2 separate regions of the Homo sapiens genome follow, and region 2 is linked to region 1. A link is an interaction called in ENCODE POLR2A ChIA-PET data of the cell type or tissue named here. Cell type or tissue: CD4-positive, alpha-beta T cell. All regions are shown on one strand.

Evidence for each region. ChIA-PET counts read pairs that join two places held together with the same protein. Peaks named below come from ENCODE experiments on the same cell type or tissue, not always from the same donor. Only the 100,000 strongest peaks of a DNase experiment are listed, where the experiment ranks them.
Region 2: POLR2A ChIA-PET joins it to region 1 with 7 read pairs; 1 of 35 experiments calls an interaction of 5 or more read pairs at or near these places.

Annotation. Positions count from the first base shown.
Region 1 is chrX:120,695,059-120,700,058 of GRCh38, forward strand. No RefSeq gene overlaps it. Among named protein-coding and RNA genes, the nearest start is that of C1GALT1C1, 68 kb to the left of the region's middle. RefSeq lists an enhancer at 2,025-2,124. In CD4-positive, alpha-beta T cell, no CTCF peak of the experiment used is centred here; a DNase peak (open chromatin) is centred at 2,193; H3K27ac peaks cover 626 bases.
Region 2 is chrX:120,299,729-120,304,728 of GRCh38, forward strand. TMEM255A (transmembrane protein 255A) reads right to left here. Exons shown (of 9, transcript NM_001104544.3): 2 at 4,621-4,763. Among named protein-coding and RNA genes, the nearest start is that of TMEM255A, 9.2 kb to the right of the region's middle. In CD4-positive, alpha-beta T cell, no CTCF peak of the experiment used is centred here; a DNase peak (open chromatin) is centred at 2,903; H3K4me3 peaks cover 283 bases.

The sequences.
Region 1 (5,000 bases):
ACAGGTGCCCGCCACCATGCCAGGCTAATTTTTGTATTTTTAGTAGAGATGGAGTTCCACCATGTTGGCCAGGCTGATCTCGAACTCCTGACCTTAGGTGATCCACCCGCCTCGGCCTCCCAAAGTGCTGAGATTTCCGGTGTGAGCCACCATGCCCAGCCAAATTTCCTTCTTTTGAAAGGCTGAATGGCAGAGTGGGGGGCGGAGGGGAGTGTCCAAGATAGCCAACTAGAAGCAGCTAGTGTGCATGGCTGTCAGGTAGAGGAAAAGAAGGGGCAAATAAATACAACACCTTCAACTGAAACATCCAGGCATTCACACTGGGATTAATCAAGGAAACAACCTGACCCACAGAGAACGAATAAAAGCAAGACAACAGCCTACCTAGGAACAACATGGAGCCAGGGGATCCCCCCGCCACACAGGGAAGCGGTGACTGAATGAGTGACCCGGGGAAACCAGGCTTCTCCCAGGGGGCTGAGCCGCAACAGCCCACACACCCCACTTCCATGGCACCTCACAAGATAAGACCCACTGGCTTGGAATTCCAGCCAACTACCAGTAGCTGCATCGCACCTCCTTAAGAAGGAGTTCCCAGGGGAAGGGGTGGGCCACCATCTTTGCTGTATGGGTGTCTTGGCCATTCCAGCCTTCAGACTTTGGAGTCTGAGCTGAAGGCTGAAGGGATCCCCCAGCACAGCACAGCTCCTCTACCAAAACATGGCCAGACTGCTGCTTTAAGCAGGTGCCTGATCCCGTTCCTCCTCACTGGATGGGACCTCCCAATGGGGCCTCTGCCCACCCCTGCCTGAGCTCTCCGGCTGACAAAGATCTTAATTCTCCCTAGGATTGAGCTCCCGGAGGGAGGGGCGGGCTGCTTCTTTGCTGTTTGGGTGACTTAGCCATTCCAGCCTTTGGGCTTCAGAGGGTCTGAAGCGATCAGGGGCTGAAGTGCACTCCCAGCACAGCACAGCTACTCTACCAAAACGTGGCCAGGCTGCTTTTTAAAAGCAGGTTCTGATCCCTTCCTCCTCACGGGGTGGGACCTCCAAACTAGGGCCTCCAGCCACTTCCTACAGGTGCCTTTGGGCCAGCAACAGGTTTGCACCTCCCTGGGACAAAGTTCCCAGAGGGAGGGACATGCTGCCATCTTTGTCTTTTTGCAGCCTTCACTAGTGACACCTCCAGGTTCTGGAAAATCTGAGGTGACTAAAGACTGAAGCAGGCCCCAAGCATACTGCAGCAGCCCTACAGAAAAGTGGCCAGACTCTTACGATACACCCGTTCTCCTATCTCCTCACCGGGCAGGTTCTCCAGGCCTGGGCCTCCAGACACCCTGCCACCAGAGCTCTTGAGCCAGTACAAACTCAGCAGCTCCCTGTGCAGATCCTCCAGGGGCATTTGAAAGCTTCTCTGCCACTGCCCTTGCCACCCTCAGACTAACAAAGGAACAAAGACCCTAAGTGCCTTATCCATACCTCCAACAAGCTGCAGTTGACCCAAGGAGAGGTGGCCAGTCTGTGTCCCACGGGTCCCACACACCCACCGTGGCTCATCACCAGGCAGGGAACCCCTAGCTTGGGTCCACAGCACAAACCCTCCATCTTGGGCTGACTGCACTGAGCAATTGCTGACCTGCATCTCTCTGGCATAGAGGCCCCAGGAGTCGAGCAAACGACCCTGGGCCACAACCATTACTAAGATCTCTTCCTTAGCAGCTCTGAGATTGCCCCAGAGCTGCAGTGGGCAGCCCAAGAGTGCCAAGTCATGAACTATGGCCAGCACTTAAGGGGGAGAGGACCCCACACTTTCAGGGCACTGAGAGGGAACACAGCTGCAACTGAGAGGAAACATAGGGGAGCCACACAACCGGACAAGAGTCTACCAACTGACCAATAAGCCTAAGTGTCACCTGCTGGATCACACCCCAAAGCTTCAACACGAAAAATACTTCACTAACATATCCCCCTCTGAAACCAGAGACAAGACATCAGCTTCAAATAAAGACTCTACACAAAGCCTTGGCCCAGTGAAAACATCCAGAAAAGAAGTCTATTGTCTGTACTGAATCTATGTTGCAGTTTCATGTGGTTTCTTACTGTTTCCTTTTCTTTGAAATGCCAAAGAGTTGCACAAATTGAGAATGTCAGGGTTGGAAGTCCCCATAAATGCTGTCAACTCCAACAATGCATCTGGCTCTTAAGTCTTCTGTACAGTTTCTCTAAGTGGTTGCCCACATTGTGGTTAAACACAGCCAATGCAATGAAAGCAACCACCTGATAGGCAGCCCATGCCACCTCTCAGCTGCTGGAAAGCTGTCTTCCCCCTTTAGCAGCCATCAAATCACCACCCCTCCACAGCTGACACCAGGCCCTGCCCATCTACCTTACAGGACATCTCTTGTAGGGTGTATTGATCTTCCTCGGCATCTGCATGTTGCTACCAACATGCAGAGATGAGAAAGAACCAATGCAAGAACTCTAGTAACTCAAATGGCCAGAAGGCCATATGTCCTCCAAACGACCGCACCTCTTGTTCTCTAACAAGAGTTCTTAACCAGGCCGAACTGGCTAGAATGACAGAAATAAAATTCAGAATATGGATAGGAACAAAGACTATTTAGATTCAGGAGGATGGCAAAACCCAGTCTAAGGGAAATAAGAACCATAATAGAGTGATACCGGAGCTGAAGGGTGAAATAGCTGGTTTGAAAAAGAACCTAGGCTGGGCATGGTGGCTCGCACCTATATTCCCAGCACTTTAAGAAGCCAAAGCAGGTGGATCACATGAGGTCCGGAGTTCGAGACCAGCCTGGCCAACATGGCGAAACCCCGTCTCTACTGAAAATACAAAAATTAGCTGGGCATGATGGCAGACGCCTGTAATCCCAGCTACTCGGGAGGCTGAGACAGGAGAATTGCTTGAACCCGGGAGGTGGAGATTGCAGCGAGCCAAGATAATGCCACTGCACCCCAGCCTGGGCAACAGAGTAAGACTCCGTCAAAAAAAAAAGAAGGAGAAGAACATAACGGGTCTGACAGAGCTGAATAACACAGTACAAGAATTGCACAATACAATCACAAGTATTAACAGCAGAATAAACTAAGCTGAGGAAAGAACCTCAGAACGTGAAATAAGAGAGTCAGACAAAAATAAACAAAAAAGAATAAAAAGGAATAAATAAAACTTCTGAGAAGTATGGGATTATGTAAAGAGGCCAAATCTATGCGTCACTGGCATCCCCAAAAGGGAGGGGGAGAAAATCTATTTTGGGATATCATCCATGAAAACTTCCCCAACCTTGCTAGAGAGGCCAACAGTCAAATTCAGGAAAACAGAGAACTCCTACAAGATTCTCCACAAGAAGATCATCCCCATGACACATAATTGTCAGATTTTCCAAGGTCAAAATGAAAGAAAGAATGTTAAAGGCAGCTAGAGAGAAATGGCAGGTCACCTATAAGAGGATCCCCATCAGGCTAACAGCAGACCTCTCAGCTGAAACCCTATAGGCCAGAAGAGATTGGGGGCCTATATTCAACATTTTTAAAGAAAAAAATCTTCAACCAATAATTTCATATCCAGCCAAACTAAGCTTCCTAAGTGAAAGGGAAATAAGATCCTTTTCAGATAAGCAAATATCAAGGGACTTCATTACCACAAGACCTGCCTTACATGAGGTCTTGAAGGGGGCACTAAATATAGAAAGAAAAGACCACTGGTAGCTAATACAAAACCACACTTAAACACACAGACCAGTGTCATTGTAAAGCAACCACACAAGCAAGCCAACATAATAACCAGCTAACAGCCCAATGACAAGATCAAATCCATAAATATCAATACTAACCTTGAATGTAAATGGGCTAAATGTCCCACTTAAAAGGTGCAAAATGGCAAGCCGGATAGAAAAGCAAGACCCAATGGTATGCAGTCTTCAAGAGATCCATCTCACAAGTAATGACATTCATAGGCTCCAAATAACAAGAGGCTGAAAAATCTACCAAACAAATGGAAAAAAGAAAAAAGAAGGGGTTGCAATTCTAATTTCAGACAAAACAGATTTCAAACCAACAAAGGTCAAAAAGACAAGGAAGGGCATTACATAATGGTAAAGGTTTCAATTCAACAAGAAGATTTAACTATCTTAAATATTCATAAAGCAAGTTCTTAGAGAGCTACAAAGAGACATGGACTCCCACACAATAATAGTGAGAGACTACAACACTCCACTGACAGTATTAGATAGATCATCTAAGGAGAAAATTAACAAAGATATTCAGGACCTAAACTCAGCATTGGATCAAATGGACCTGATGAACCTTTACAGAAGTCTCCACCCCAAAATAACACAATATACATTCTTCTCATCGCCACATGGCACATACTCTAAAATCAACTACATAATTGGACATAAAACAATCCTCAACAAATGTAAAAGAACCAAAATCATACTAGACACACTCTCGGACCACAGCACAATAAAAATAGAAGTCAACACAATGAAAATTGCTCAAAACTATACAATAACATGGAAATTAAGCAAAATGCTCCTGAATGACTTTTGGGTAAATAATGAAATTAAGGCAGACATCAAGAAGTTCTTTGAAAATAATGAGAACAAAGACACAACATACCAGAATCTCTGGGACACAGGTAAGGCAGTGTTAAGAGGGAAAATCATAGCACTAAATGCCCACATTGAAAAGTTAGAAAGTTCTCAAATTAACAACGTAACTTCACAACTGAAAGAATTAGAGAAGCAAAAACAAATCAACAGGAAAGCTAGCAGAAGATGAGAAATAACAAAAACCAGAGCTGAACTGAAGGAATCAAGACACACACACACACAAAATTCAAAAGATCAACAAATCCAGGAATGGTTTTTTTGAAAAAGTTAATAAAAAAGATAGGCCACTAGATAGAATAATTAATAAGAAAAGAGAGAAAAACCAAATAAACACAATTTGAATGACAAAGGAAATGTTACTACTGACCCC
Region 2 (5,000 bases), 400 kb before region 1:
AATCTTTCTGCCTAATTCACTATTTACTACAAAATCCCACTATCCAGAGCTCCTTATGTTTTCTGAGCATTCATGTTAATCAAAATTTCTTTGGACTTTTCCAAGGAGTCTTTACATGTGAATCTGAGGCCACACTGACCTAAAGAAGGTTTCTGGGATCTTGATTGTTTTGAATGATCCCTGTTGTCCCCATCTCCTAATATCCCACAGTAACTCTGAAATGATTTTCAATTAACTGACTCTCCTACCCACTCCCTGGGAAAGGGGGCAGAAATTCTTGCTCTCTTTCCTGAAAGAAGACTCAGGCTAGTATGCGCCCTAATAGTATCAATATAGCAGCTGAGGAGAGGGTGCAAGAATGAAAGGCTTGTCTCACTATCCAGGGGACCAACTCCATCTTGTGGGTTGCTTGGGAAACACATTTAGAGGCCTCTTTTTCCTGCATCTAAGGTAAGAGGAGGTGTACCGGGAAGCAGCAATCACCCTCCCCTGTCTCTTTCAGCTTCAGGCAACAAATGAAGCTCTTGGGTTTTTAGGCCTTCAGAGTAGAAAGCTCATCTGAACCCTCCTGAAATAAAATGCCTTGAATATTTGAGGACAGTAAAATTCTTAATCCAGTTTGTCTTTGTTTGTTGGTGTTCGGTTTTTGTTTCTGTTTTGTTTTGTTTTGTTTTTTTGAGACAGGACCTCGATCTGTCACCCAGGCTGGAGTGAAGTGGCGCGATCTCAGCTCACTGCAACTTCCATCTCCTAGGCTCAAGCGATCCTTCCACCTTAGCCTCCCACGTAACTGGGACTACAGGCTCATGCCACAGGGCCAGGCTAATTTTTTTTTTTTTTTTTTTTTGTAGAGATGGGGCTTTGTCATGTTGTCTAGGCTGGTCTCAAACTCCTGGGCTCAAGTGATCCGCCTGCTTCAGCCTCTCAAAATGCTGGGATTACAAGTGTGAGCCACCGCACCTGGCCGTTTTTAGTTTTTAAATTTTATTTATTTATTTATTTGAGACAGTCTTGCTTTGTGGCCCAGGCTGGAGCCCAGTGGGGTGAGTGATCATGGTTCACTGCAGCCTTAACCTCCTGAGCTCAAGAGATCCTCTTACCTCATCCTGTCGAGTAGCTGGGACCAGAGGCGTGCACCACCATACTTGGCTAATTTTTTATATATATACTTTTTGTAGAGATGGCGTCTCACCACGTTGCCCAGGCTGGACTTGAACTCCTGGCCTCAAGCTATCCTCCCACCTCAGCCTCCCTAAGTGCTGTGATTACAAGCATGTGCCACCGTGCCCAGCCTGGTTTTAGTTTTTTTAAAACTTTACAGTTCAGACTGTACAGACTAGCACATCTTTACAGAGGCATGTGTGCGTATGTCTCTTAGAACGATGATACCACATGCTAGCTCAGGTAGAGTAGCTAACATGCCATGATAATGCACCTCACTGTACAAAGATATCTCATTTGGCAAAATAAAGATGCTCCCAAAAAGCTTCACGTGACTTAGAATTATGCAAATTGAGTTATATTTTAAGTACCTGAGATCACAATATTTAAATGATTTGTATGGTAAGTCTTCTTTTAATCTAATAACTTCTCCCTAATTTGTCTGTTTTGAAAATTTAAATTCTCATGGATTGTTAACACATTTAATCAGAGTCTAAAACAGCAGAGTTCTAAATAAGCTGAAACTTTTTCACAGTTCTATACATTAGTAATTTATATTTAAAGTGACCACTTTGACAGTGCAGAATCTCCAGATGACACATTATGATCCTTCTGGTTTTATTGCTAAGCATATTTTACTGTGTGTTAATTCTCCAGGTGGTTGCTAGTCCACCTGAATTAGACTCCCCCCACCCCCCACGGATTCTTTCCCCTCAGGTGGATTCAACATTTATTACTTTTTCAATCAAAGGTTAGTTTATGAAAAGAAAATTCAGATTGCCAGGGCCCATGCAGACCAACTGAATCAGAATCTCTTGGGCTAGGGAGTAGAGATCTGCATTTTTTGCAGGTTCACAAGGTCATTCTTATTCACATCAGAGTGGGGAAACCACTGGTTTGGAGTTTCTATAGTAACTCCCTAATAACCAAGCTATTCAGTTAATGAAAGTACCCCATTCCCAGACAAATCTGGATTCTCAGGCGTTTACTGTTTCTGAGGTATGAGTCGTAATTGTATTTGTTACAACGTGATCTGACCTATAAACTCAAATGGATTTTTCTGCTATTCAATCTGCTGTCTTTTCCCCTTTATTTTATGTAATTAAAATGCATTTTAAAGAAGCAATCTCCAGGAACTATGAGAGCACATTTTTAAAGGTTAAATCATGGGGGCACAGTGTCCGTTAGGGATGGCTTTCCTATTAACACTTCCATATTAGCTCTTAGTGAACCACTCACACGCAAACACACGCCCCCACTGCTTCAACTTCTAGTGCTAGCTGAACATCAGGTACTTGAATAACAGCAATCAGGCACCCTCCTTCCTTTGTTAACGTATTCCAACCTAGCCACCCACAGTAAGATATTCCACAGAGAAGGTTCACAGCCACTGTTTATGAATAGGAGTTCATACTCTTAAATAACATGGAAAATACCTTCCCCTCACCCACAGAGACTCTAAATCTTGGCTTCAGCATTTGCTCATCAGTCAGAAATATTTTACTAATGCAGCTACCTGAAATACACAAAGTCAAGCAGACCCTATAAATTGCTTTTCCAAGCCACCGAAATGCTATCTTACCCCCTCTGTTCCTCCCTGCACACCCACCCCCCGACCCCCCACCGGCTTTGCTTGTGTTTAAAAATAAAACCCAATTCTGCTGACGACTGGTTTTCTTGCCTCACCACAGGAAGTGCACTGGGTGAGTTCTCACATCACATGTTTAACACAGGGCACCAAACAGTGTCTGTGGGTCACCTGCCCTCAGCTGGGAGGAGCCCTGCCTGCCCTGGAGCTGTGGAGGCACTTCCCCCAGCAGCCTTCAGCTCCAGGAAGGCATAGCCTGCAGCCCACTTTAGGTCCCAGCTTCTCAAGAGCTATTGAGGAGGCTGACTGTGGAATGAAATCAGTGACCTAGGCAACAGGCTCCAGGCTTGGTCACTTATAGCTCTGGCTTGTCCAAGGCATCATCTTTAATCTCCCCTCTCGCTTTGCTTCTCTCTCCAATCCCCACCTCTCTCTCTCTCTCTCATTTCATTTCAAAGAGAAATGAAACAAAACAACAACAAAAAATACATCTGACCTCTTTGCTGTACTAAAATATTTCTTAACTGAATTGTCCTAAAGGTCCTTCTGCTCTCTAACAATTGAGGAGCCATTTAATTGGTGTTTAAAATATGATCTCACCTCTAGAGTTAGGTTTTTGGGTTCAACAGCAGTGTACGTAGACTCAAATTAGGTTTTGGTTTTTCTAATGCAACTAGTTTAGCAGTCTCCAAAGGGAACTGCATGCACCCTAGGGTAGATAAAACAATCCACTGGAATACGGCTGTTTCCTATTTATTGTTTATCTAAAATAATAAGAAACCAAACATTACTAATATTTAATAAACAGACTGTCACTGGCACCCTCTGTCCGTGTGAATGTCAGGTGATCAGGTGAACTATCCTTCTGGAGGAGGGCAAGTTCCAAGCAACAAACGGTTGATGGTGGGGCATTTTATGTGTGCCTGGATTGTATTATCCAATTTTAACGAAACTAGTCTCAACAAAATGGATAAGAGGCTTGAAAAGATTCCTCTTGAGAAACCAGAAGTTGAAGATGACCCTAATAATGTAAGCAAACGTAAGCAACAAGAAAATGGCAGAGTTTAATACTTCTAACTCCCAGGGTAGATTTTTGGCAGCCAAATTGTGATATTGACATTTAAAAACATGACTCCAATGACAGTCTAATCATATGGGATAAGAAGGCAGCCAAAAATATTCACAATTATCTAGTGGGCCATTTGAAATAAGGATTTAAAGCCACTGTCTTTAATGACAAGCTTCACACTAAGTGCATATTATCTGGTGACATTTTAGTTTGTGTTCACATGAAGATATTAAAAGTTATTGTATACTTATTTTTATCTAATTTTTGAATGTTCATTTTTATATAAGTTTTATGAACATGTATATATATAATTTATAAGTGAATAAATATACATATTTTAGGAACATATCTTCCACAGCTTTTTCTGATAGGAGTGCAGGATCACTTTGGAGATCAGTGCTGTTGGTCAGAGTGTCAAGCTGCCAGGATCCTCAGATTTCAGGTGAGATCAGATGACCTCTATTATATATGGGAATGCAGATGCCCGGAGAGAAAGGACCTTAGCCTAAGGTTAACACTGCTGGTAACATCTCCTAAACCAGAAACCTGAGGTATTAAAGAGTGAGATGACTTGCTCAGGATCACACTGTTAGATAGGGATGGTGCTGGATTCTTCTGATTCTCAGTCCAGTGCTCTTCTTAGCGGGCCCAGAGTTGCCTCTCCACATAAATATACAGAGATACAAAGGAGGAAATCTGAGCAAACACTAGACACTCAAACAGAATTGAAAACTATCAGAGCAGAGCCAGAATTTCTGTAGACAGCAAGCTACTGCGACCTACCTGTGCCTTCTATACTTACAATAACTCCGGGGTAATAACCTCCTACAGTCACATTCTGGGTCCTGGTGGTTGCAGCAAGGCCCACTGTGAGAATTAACACGGACACAATAAGCAAAGTCACGGTGACATAGATGGAGTTTCGTTTCCTCCGATTGAATGCTCCTGAAAGCACAGAGAGAAATTAAAATTGCTCATTTCAGCTGGGGAAAGGATTGACTTAAAGAAAAAAACACTAAGAAGGTTTTCCTTTCCTATTCCTACCGGTAACTGAAGTTATCTTTGGTGGTGACGGGTGGGGGGTTGTGGGGAAGGGATAGAGCATTATTTTTTGTAGTCATCAGGTGCCACTTTTATAATAAAATATGTATTTCCAATTTGAAAATAAACAACAGAAGAAAT